2 separate regions of the Homo sapiens genome follow, and region 2 is linked to region 1. A link is a loop called in an ENCODE intact Hi-C map of the cell type or tissue named here. Cell type or tissue: right lobe of liver. All regions are shown on one strand.

Region 1 (4,000 bases):
TACAGATCTTTTAGTCCATCCTTTTATTTTTATAGATAACAATACAGGTAGTTTCCATCTATTAAATATTTCCCATTTATTAAGTACTTCCCATATTTCAAGCATTTTGCTAACACCTTAACGTGAATTATATGATTTAAACCTCTAACAACAATACTAAATAAGCAATATTTGTTACAATCTCCAAATTTCACATGAGAAACTGAGGCTTGAATTTAACTAATGTGTCCCAGATAACTCAGGAAATAGGCATAAAGGAGAGTTCTGAACCAAATCTAATTCCAGAGCCTTTGTATCCAAACATTATACTGTACTACTTCCTGATCTAGGCAGGAAGGTGATTTAGGCCCATAATAAGTGTGAAGAAGGGACTTGCTCCAGGTCACAAAAAGTGATGTAAGAGTGAGCTTGAAAAATCCTAACTCAGGGCTAAATACAATCTGTCCCCTCCCCACCTGAATATGGCTAATAAAAATAATTGCTCCTTGTTTCTCTCTGGTATCCTATGTTCAACATGCACCCCATCTACTATTTATAAAATAAGTTTCTAGTCTTTATTTTCTTTTCTAAGGAATAATTTTCTGAATTATATTTGCTCAGCCACATCTGTGAAATAGCACTGCAGTACTCATTTCCTGAGCCTCTGGATGTACCTCGGTATTTTTCTGTCTCATTTATTGTAATGAAAGTGTAGAGCCTATCATCATGGTCTCCAACTGAAGTATCTGTCTACTTTTAGATACTATGGAGACCAAGCCAACAAATTATAGAATTTCAACAAAGGAATCATTGCTATTCTGCTGCAAAGGTTCTATCTCTTTGTTTCTTTTCTTTCCCTTTCTTTTCATGCAAGTCATTTTGTTTTGCCTCTTCTATGACCCTGGCCTCCATGTCTTCTCATTTTATTCATCTGGAGCAATCTATCCTTTTTAGTTCACTGAGGCTCTTCCAATTGTCTTATTGAAAATCCTCTTCAAATCCTATTTTATGTTAAGTAATCTTGTGGAGTTAAGTCTGTTTCTCCCTTATGTGTAAGACAAATTATTTCACCACTGGTGCTGCCAACACTATTGGTGTTTCCACACAAAGCATGGGATATTAATAACCATAATGGTGATGATGATCATGATGTAGCTCACCATGTGCCAGGCACTGTTGAATGGTTTATATGTATGAACTTTTAAAATCCTTAGAATAGCTAACCAACTTCTATAAGTTTATGGAAACAGTAAATGACAAAACTGGGCAGAGCTGGTTCTATCGTATACGACCTGGATTACTATAGTACACAGTAAACAAGTTTTTGGCATTACTAGCTATCCCCTTAATTGCTTGGCGTTAGACTCAGTTCCCTTATCTGCAAAATGGCTAATTGAAAGAGTTCAGCCATTGTACATGTAGCCAACAACCCACTGTAGGAGTTTAACTAGCCCATAACAATCTGTTAATACTAGTAGCTATCATTGATTGTGCTGGTTTATGCGCTTGGCCCTCCACATTCGTCATCTCATTTCAGCCTTCCTATGCCCTACGAGGTAGGCTCTGTTAATAACTGCAGTTCATGCATGAGTGAAATGAAGCTTAGAGACATGAGATAACTTTCTCCAGGCTCTTCAGCCTATGTTGTTGGAGTCAGTTGTTATGCATACTTACAAGCTGATTCTAGAACCCAACTACCAGGTACGATACTGTCTTACATGAGACTTTTAAAGGTAAGTATGATCATAATATAATTACCTTAGATCCATTATTTACCTTAAGATGTGATTTCACTGTAATTGTCAGGACTGGGGCTGAACTAGGTCAGCTGAGGCCAGAACTGATGCTATAGGGCTTCTTACAGAAAAAAAAAAAGGAGGATGCCTTTAAGCCTATGGCATCAGAATAACCCCGGCTTTTTGTTTATATAATTGACTTGCTATACAGCCAAACTTCAAGGTGAAAAATGACCTGTGGACTGTGGAACTCAAACTTCTCTCTTGAATCATTGCCCATCACCAGCTGTGTACTATACCCTGCAGACTGAGCAGGCAGTAAGGTCCTTGCCAAACCTAGAGTCAGCAATTTTGGGCTGATGAAATGCAAATGAATAAAAACAGCTATAAATTTACCTCCAGTCTAGTGATGTAAGCCTTTTGGCACAGCTACTCAAATCCTCATGGCATAGGAACTTTTAAAATGCCAGTTTTTACTTAATTAGATAACTCAGAAGGATTAAATATTAAAGCATGTCCAATCTGGCCTTCATTCAAGATGGGCTGGGTACAAAAATATCAGTAGAAGGTTTAACCTAAAGGTAAGAAGTTATACAGCATAGACCCCAGGAAACCAGCCTCACAGGCTCCTAAAAGCAAATCATCAGACAAACAGAAAGATAAACTACTGAATAACAATAAAAAGAAAAATCCTTTCCTCTTGCTTTATTTTTCTCTTAGGCTAGCTCTTGGGGTTATCTCATAATTTTGTTTGTCATGGCTAAATAGTCAATTTGTCTTTGTTCTGGAATGCTCAGAGAATCAGTGAGTGAGCCATTATTATGGAGGAACCCTCAAAGATTCAGGCATATATTCTGAATAACTACATTTAGGAATAGTGGATGCCTCCCTTCTCCCCCGCCTCCTTCAGTATACATATACCATATATACTATATAGTGTATAGTATAAAGCCTGTAGCTTTCTACCCAGCATTTACACTTGAGACAATCTCCCAGTTTATGACTAATCTAGTGTTTGCTTATCTTTCTTTTCTGTTCAGCACATTTGCTTCTGCTGCATGAATCACAAGAGCAGCACAACTAAAGTAGCATTTTGCTTTGTGAGCCAAGCATCTGAAGGCAGCAGTCAGCTGAGTAAAAAAGACACTTTCCTTCTTCTTTCTTTGCAAATTTGAGAAAATTTTCATGCATCAGTAACAAAAAACACATGGAATGATTTGTAAAGTTTGCAGTTGAGATAAATGAGGATTAGTGAGATTAAGCAATTTGGCCAAGATTAGACAGTGAAGTGGAACTATGGCTTACATACATTTGACATAACCAGAATGTTAGTTCTGTTTCCACTACCTTGTGTAATCCTTATAGCAAAGAGACTGATATGGTTTGGCTGTGTCCCCACGCAGATCTCAAGTTGTAACTCCCACAATTCCCATGTGTTGTGGGAGGGACCCAATGGGAGGTAATTGAATCATGGGAGTGGGTCTTTCACTTGCTGTTCTTGTGATAGTGAATGAGTCTCATGAGATCTGATGGTTTTATAAAGAGGAGGTTCCCTGCACAGGCTCTCCTTCTCTGCCTGCTGCGATCCACGTAAGACATGACTTGCTCCTCCTTGCCTTCCACCATGAGTGTGAGGCCTTTCCAGCCATGTTGAGCTGTAAGTACATTAAACCTCTTTTTCTTTCCAGTCTCGGTATGTCTTTATCAGCAGTATGAAAACAGGCTAATACACAGACTAAACATGAAATGTGGAGTTTACAGTTCATGTGGAGAAATAGGCTAAGTGAAAACTGAAAGAGCAGACCAGCTTTATGAACTGTCTCTCTGGTGACTAGATAGTATCAGTAAATTCTTACTAAGCGTTGGATGAATGAATATGCCTAAAGCATAGGAAAAGAAAAAAAATAAAAAGTTGAAACAACAGGTGCTAGAGAGGATGTGGAGAAATAGGAATACTTTTACATTGTTGGTGGGACTGTAAACTAGTTCAACCATTGTGGAAGTCAGTTTGGCGATTCCTCAGGGATCTAGAACTAGAAATACCATTTGACCCAGCCATCCCATTACTGGGTATATACCCAACGGATTATAAATCATGCTGCTATAAAGACACATGCACACGTATGTTTATTGTGGCACTATTCACAATAGCAAAGACTTGGAACCAACCCAAATGTCCAACAACGATAGATTGGATTAAGAAAATGTGGCACATATACACCATGGAATACTATGCAGTTCATGATGAGTTCATGTCCTTTGTAGGGACATGGATGAAACTGGAA
Region 2 (4,000 bases), 66 kb after region 1:
CAAAGCCTTGAGGTTCAAGCTAGTTCCTGTCTCATACCCTGGTGGTTGCTGCTCCATCTGAGTGGAACCTTCTTCCTCTAGATCACTATGCGGCTGATTCTTTCTTCACATTCAGGTCTCAGCTCATATTTCAGAGCTGTCCTCCCTGACATTAGCAATCTCCTCACAGCACCACCCACCATCAAATGCATATTTTCTTTTTATGACACTATTTTATCTTCCTCAGAGCACAGTCAATAGCTGAAATTATCTTACTTAGTTCTTCATGAGTTTGCTAAACAATTCCTCACTACTAAACTGTAAGTCCCTAGAGGGTCCAGACATTTGTTCCTCACTATAATCTCAGGACCTAGGAAAACGTTCAGTGGCATTTGGTGGCTGACTTACTGACTCAGGATGTCTCTGTATCATGCATTAAAATTTATCTTTCTACTGAAGAGCTCACATTTTGATTGATAACGCATTTCTCAGAAATTGTCCTTGTGGAATTGTTTTGGGGGCTTATTATTTATTATCGTTACTCTGGGGTTTATTATTAATTCGTTTTGGCTGACCTGTAGAAATCTGTCTTTTTGGCTGCCTCTGTCTCGAGCAATCCCAGTCTGATACTCCCTCTGCCTCCACTACTGTCTCTTCATCAACATCTCCATCTTGATCTTATCTCTATCTTGGTCTCTAATATCTTTATCTAATTTAGTTCCTTTGAGGCTTTATTTTTGTATTCCTCTTTTGTTTAAACACAAGCGAAAGGGCTTCCTTTAAAATGAGCGTAATAATGGCAAACAACGGTATTTACTAAGCATTAGAAACCATTATCATCATATCCAAGCAGCTTGCTGCTTTAGTTAATGTCTTCAAAAGATGAGACGTTTTAGCTGTTATTAAAAAAAAATCATTATGGGACAGTTCTTTACTGCAAAATTGGATATCCTGTAGATCAAATCATGTTTCCTAAAATAGTCTTACTTAGGATTCCTGGTAAAATAGGGCTAGTCCATTCCATGTCTTCATGTCATGTTATACAGAGGCCCAACTCAATCCTTTGATGTCTGAGGTCATATTCACTTCCAGGGTAACTCATGTTTCTAGGCAATATATTTTAGATTTATTTATTTGTTCTGAAAATATGCATTGAATCCCCACAATGTGCTAGGCAATGTGACATATACAGACAATTCTCAACTTAGAATGATTTGACTTAATGTTTTTTTTATTTTACCATGTAGCAAAAGCAATACACATTCAGTAGAAACTATACTTCGAATTTTGAATTTTGATCATTTCCCACAATAGTGATATGAGGTGTAATACTCTCCACTCTTTTGCCATGCTGGGCAACAGCAGTGAGCTCTGCAGCACCCAGTCCAGCCACACGATCAGGAGGGTAAACAGTTAATACTCTGCAATCTTTCCAGAGGATTTTGCCTAATTATAGGCTGATAGAAGTGTTCTGAGCATGTTTAACGTGGGCTAGGCTAGGCAATGATGTTTGGTAGGTTAGGTGTATTGAATGCATTTTTAATTTAATTTAAGATATTTTAATTTAATTTAAGATGTTTTATGATGTGTGTATTTTTATGGTATGTGTATTTTATAGTGTGTGTATTGGGTTGTAACCTTTTTGTATGTTGAGGAGCGTCTGTATTGGGAATGCAGCAGGAATGAGCAAAACAGACATGTTCTCTGTCTTCCTGAGTCTCAAAAGGGAGGCAGATATTAATAAGATAATACATTTGATAAGGAAGGGGGGGCAGGGAAATGCTGGGTAGAGAAGGGCTAGGTCCCTGGCAAGGGTTCCACCCTTGGGCCTGTGCCCATAGACCTAAATGAGAACACGCACTCCTGTTTTTGTGCCCAAAAGTTGCATTTCCAAGACCACTCTAGCCTACCATGCCTCTCCACCCCCATCCTGTGCCCATATAAACCTGAGACCTTAGCGGGCACACACACAAGCGGCTGAATGTTGAGAAGAGCAGAGGAACAGAGCCGCAGAGAACAGAAGAGGGAGGCAGAGAGCGCAGAGAACAGTAGGGCAGCGCCGCAGAGAAGGAGGAAGAGGTGTCTGAACCAAGCCGACCGCCAAGAAGAACGGCGGAACTCCAGGCAAAGATTACCTCTCCCGCCTCCACCTTCCCACTCCAGCTCCCCATCCCGCTGAAAGCCACATTTACTGCTCAATAAAGTCTCCACATTCATCACCTTTTAAACAGTTCGTGTGATCTGATTGGTCCAGGATGCCGGCCAAGAATCCGGGGGTTAACAGCCGTCCCTGGATGACAAGGCTAAAGGAGCACACTGTAACACACGCTCACTTGGGTTCCGGCACCTGTTCATCTGCGTGCTCCCCCTCGTCTCAGGGGTTTGAGCAACAGGGCCACCGAACAGACAAGCCACACCCCTGCCACACGTCCTGCAAAGGGGGATCAGAGAGTGAAAAAATTAGCTAACATTTCTCTCTCGTTTCACATTCATAGAGTGAGAAAAATAGCTAACATTTATTGGATGCATGTTTATGGTGTGCCAGACACTGTCCTAAGTGCTTTACAATTATTTATTCATTTAATCCTCACAACTCTATGATGTAGTAACTACTAGTTGCTCCATTGTGCAGAGGAAGAAACTAAAACCACACCACTGTTAAGAAGCAAAGATGAAATTCAAAATCAAGCTCTACAGGCAATATTTTCAATCATTACATTTTACTGTCTGGTGAGACTGTTAAAAAAAACGAGAAGCAAGAATCATTTCAAGTAAATTCATAATTATAATAATAAGTTCCATGGACCTAAAGTAAGAAATATAAGAAGCGACCTAGTCTGGGGAATCAGGGAAGATTTTCTTAGATGTCAGAACTGAGATGGAAATGATTTAATGAATTTATATTTTATTCCCTTCAGCCTTGTTCTGCCCTACCTAATACTACTTGAACTTCCTTTTCAAAGAAATACAGATAGAGGTGCCTCATTGACAATTTGGTAGTTAATTCATTGTTATGACCTTTCCACTTCCTGCAATGTAATCAATCTCTGCTGTTGCTTAACATAATGTGAAGCCAGAACAAATGCATATGGGTCAGATGCACTTAAATGACTTCCATGGGTGGCCATGGTCTGTCTTCAGGAGGAACATGAATTTCTGACAGCTTCAATAGTAACCTTAAGATGTGAACAATATTAGTATTGATTCTTTTGTGACCCATTCTAGTCACTTGCAAATAAAGCCATTGTTTAGAAAGGGATTGGAGGTATTTAAGAATATCAGAATCAGATTATGCAATCAGGGTGCTGGAAAGACTGACATTACTGCATTTGATTTATGACACATAGTAAACCATTTCAGGGAAATAGTGCCTCCCCTTTTAAAGCTGGTCATTAGGAGAAACTTCCTCATTGTCCAGGTGGTGAGCACTAGAGTGTGCTACCAGAGGAAGTCATCACAGGTTCTTTTCAAGCAACCATTCATTTAATTCTCAGATGGACCAGGAAGCTTCAATTTGTTCCTTGAACACAGATTTCTTTCTTCACCCCAGCCCTTACCTAAAAATGTGGAACGTTGCACACAAGGGAGACGGAGAGAAATAATGAGAGTGAATGTGTTGTCAAATGACCAGGTTTTATAGTCTCTCAAGTCAGGGAGATTGATCTCCCTTTTTTCCCTTCTCACTTTCAAATGAAACTCACAGATTTCAGAAAAGAAACCACAATCTTGTAATGAGGTGGTGAGACTAAATCAGCAAATGAGAAGCAAAAAACATCCTAACAGCAATTATTCAACAGCCGCTAAAATTTGCAAAAGATGCCAGTATCTCCCAGGAGAGTAAACAATCATGATGTTGAAATGTCAACTGTGCAAACAGCAGGTTAAAAATGTAGTGCAAAATTTCCCAGCAGTAAGTATTTTTTCTTATGGAGTGTAGCAGTATGCACAATAGTCTGTAAGTAGCCCCAGGGTTGTAGCTACATCAGCAGAAATGTCTGTACTTCTTTGTCCATGATAATGG

What was found. A loop is a pair of places that touch in the nucleus more often than their neighbours do. Peaks named below come from ENCODE experiments on the same cell type or tissue, not always from the same donor. Only the 100,000 strongest peaks of a DNase experiment are listed, where the experiment ranks them.
Region 2: it touches region 1 in a loop (8-fold over the local background); 1 of 110 quality-filtered maps calls a loop at or near these places.

What each region holds. Positions count from the first base shown.
Region 1 is chr9:101,637,501-101,641,500 of GRCh38, forward strand. The region is part of intron 3 of GRIN3A (glutamate ionotropic receptor NMDA type subunit 3A); the gene reads right to left. Among named protein-coding and RNA genes, the nearest start is that of PPP3R2, 45 kb to the left of the region's middle. In right lobe of liver, no CTCF peak of the experiment used is centred here; a DNase peak (open chromatin) is centred at 2,021; H3K27ac peaks cover 1,688 bases.
Region 2 is chr9:101,703,274-101,707,273 of GRCh38, forward strand. The region is part of intron 1 of GRIN3A (glutamate ionotropic receptor NMDA type subunit 3A); the gene reads right to left. Among named protein-coding and RNA genes, the nearest start is that of GRIN3A, 33 kb to the right of the region's middle. In right lobe of liver, a CTCF peak has its summit at 1,998 (motif pointing right); DNase peaks (open chromatin) are centred at 2,018 and 2,288; H3K4me3 peaks cover 1,371 bases; H3K27ac peaks cover 2,048 bases.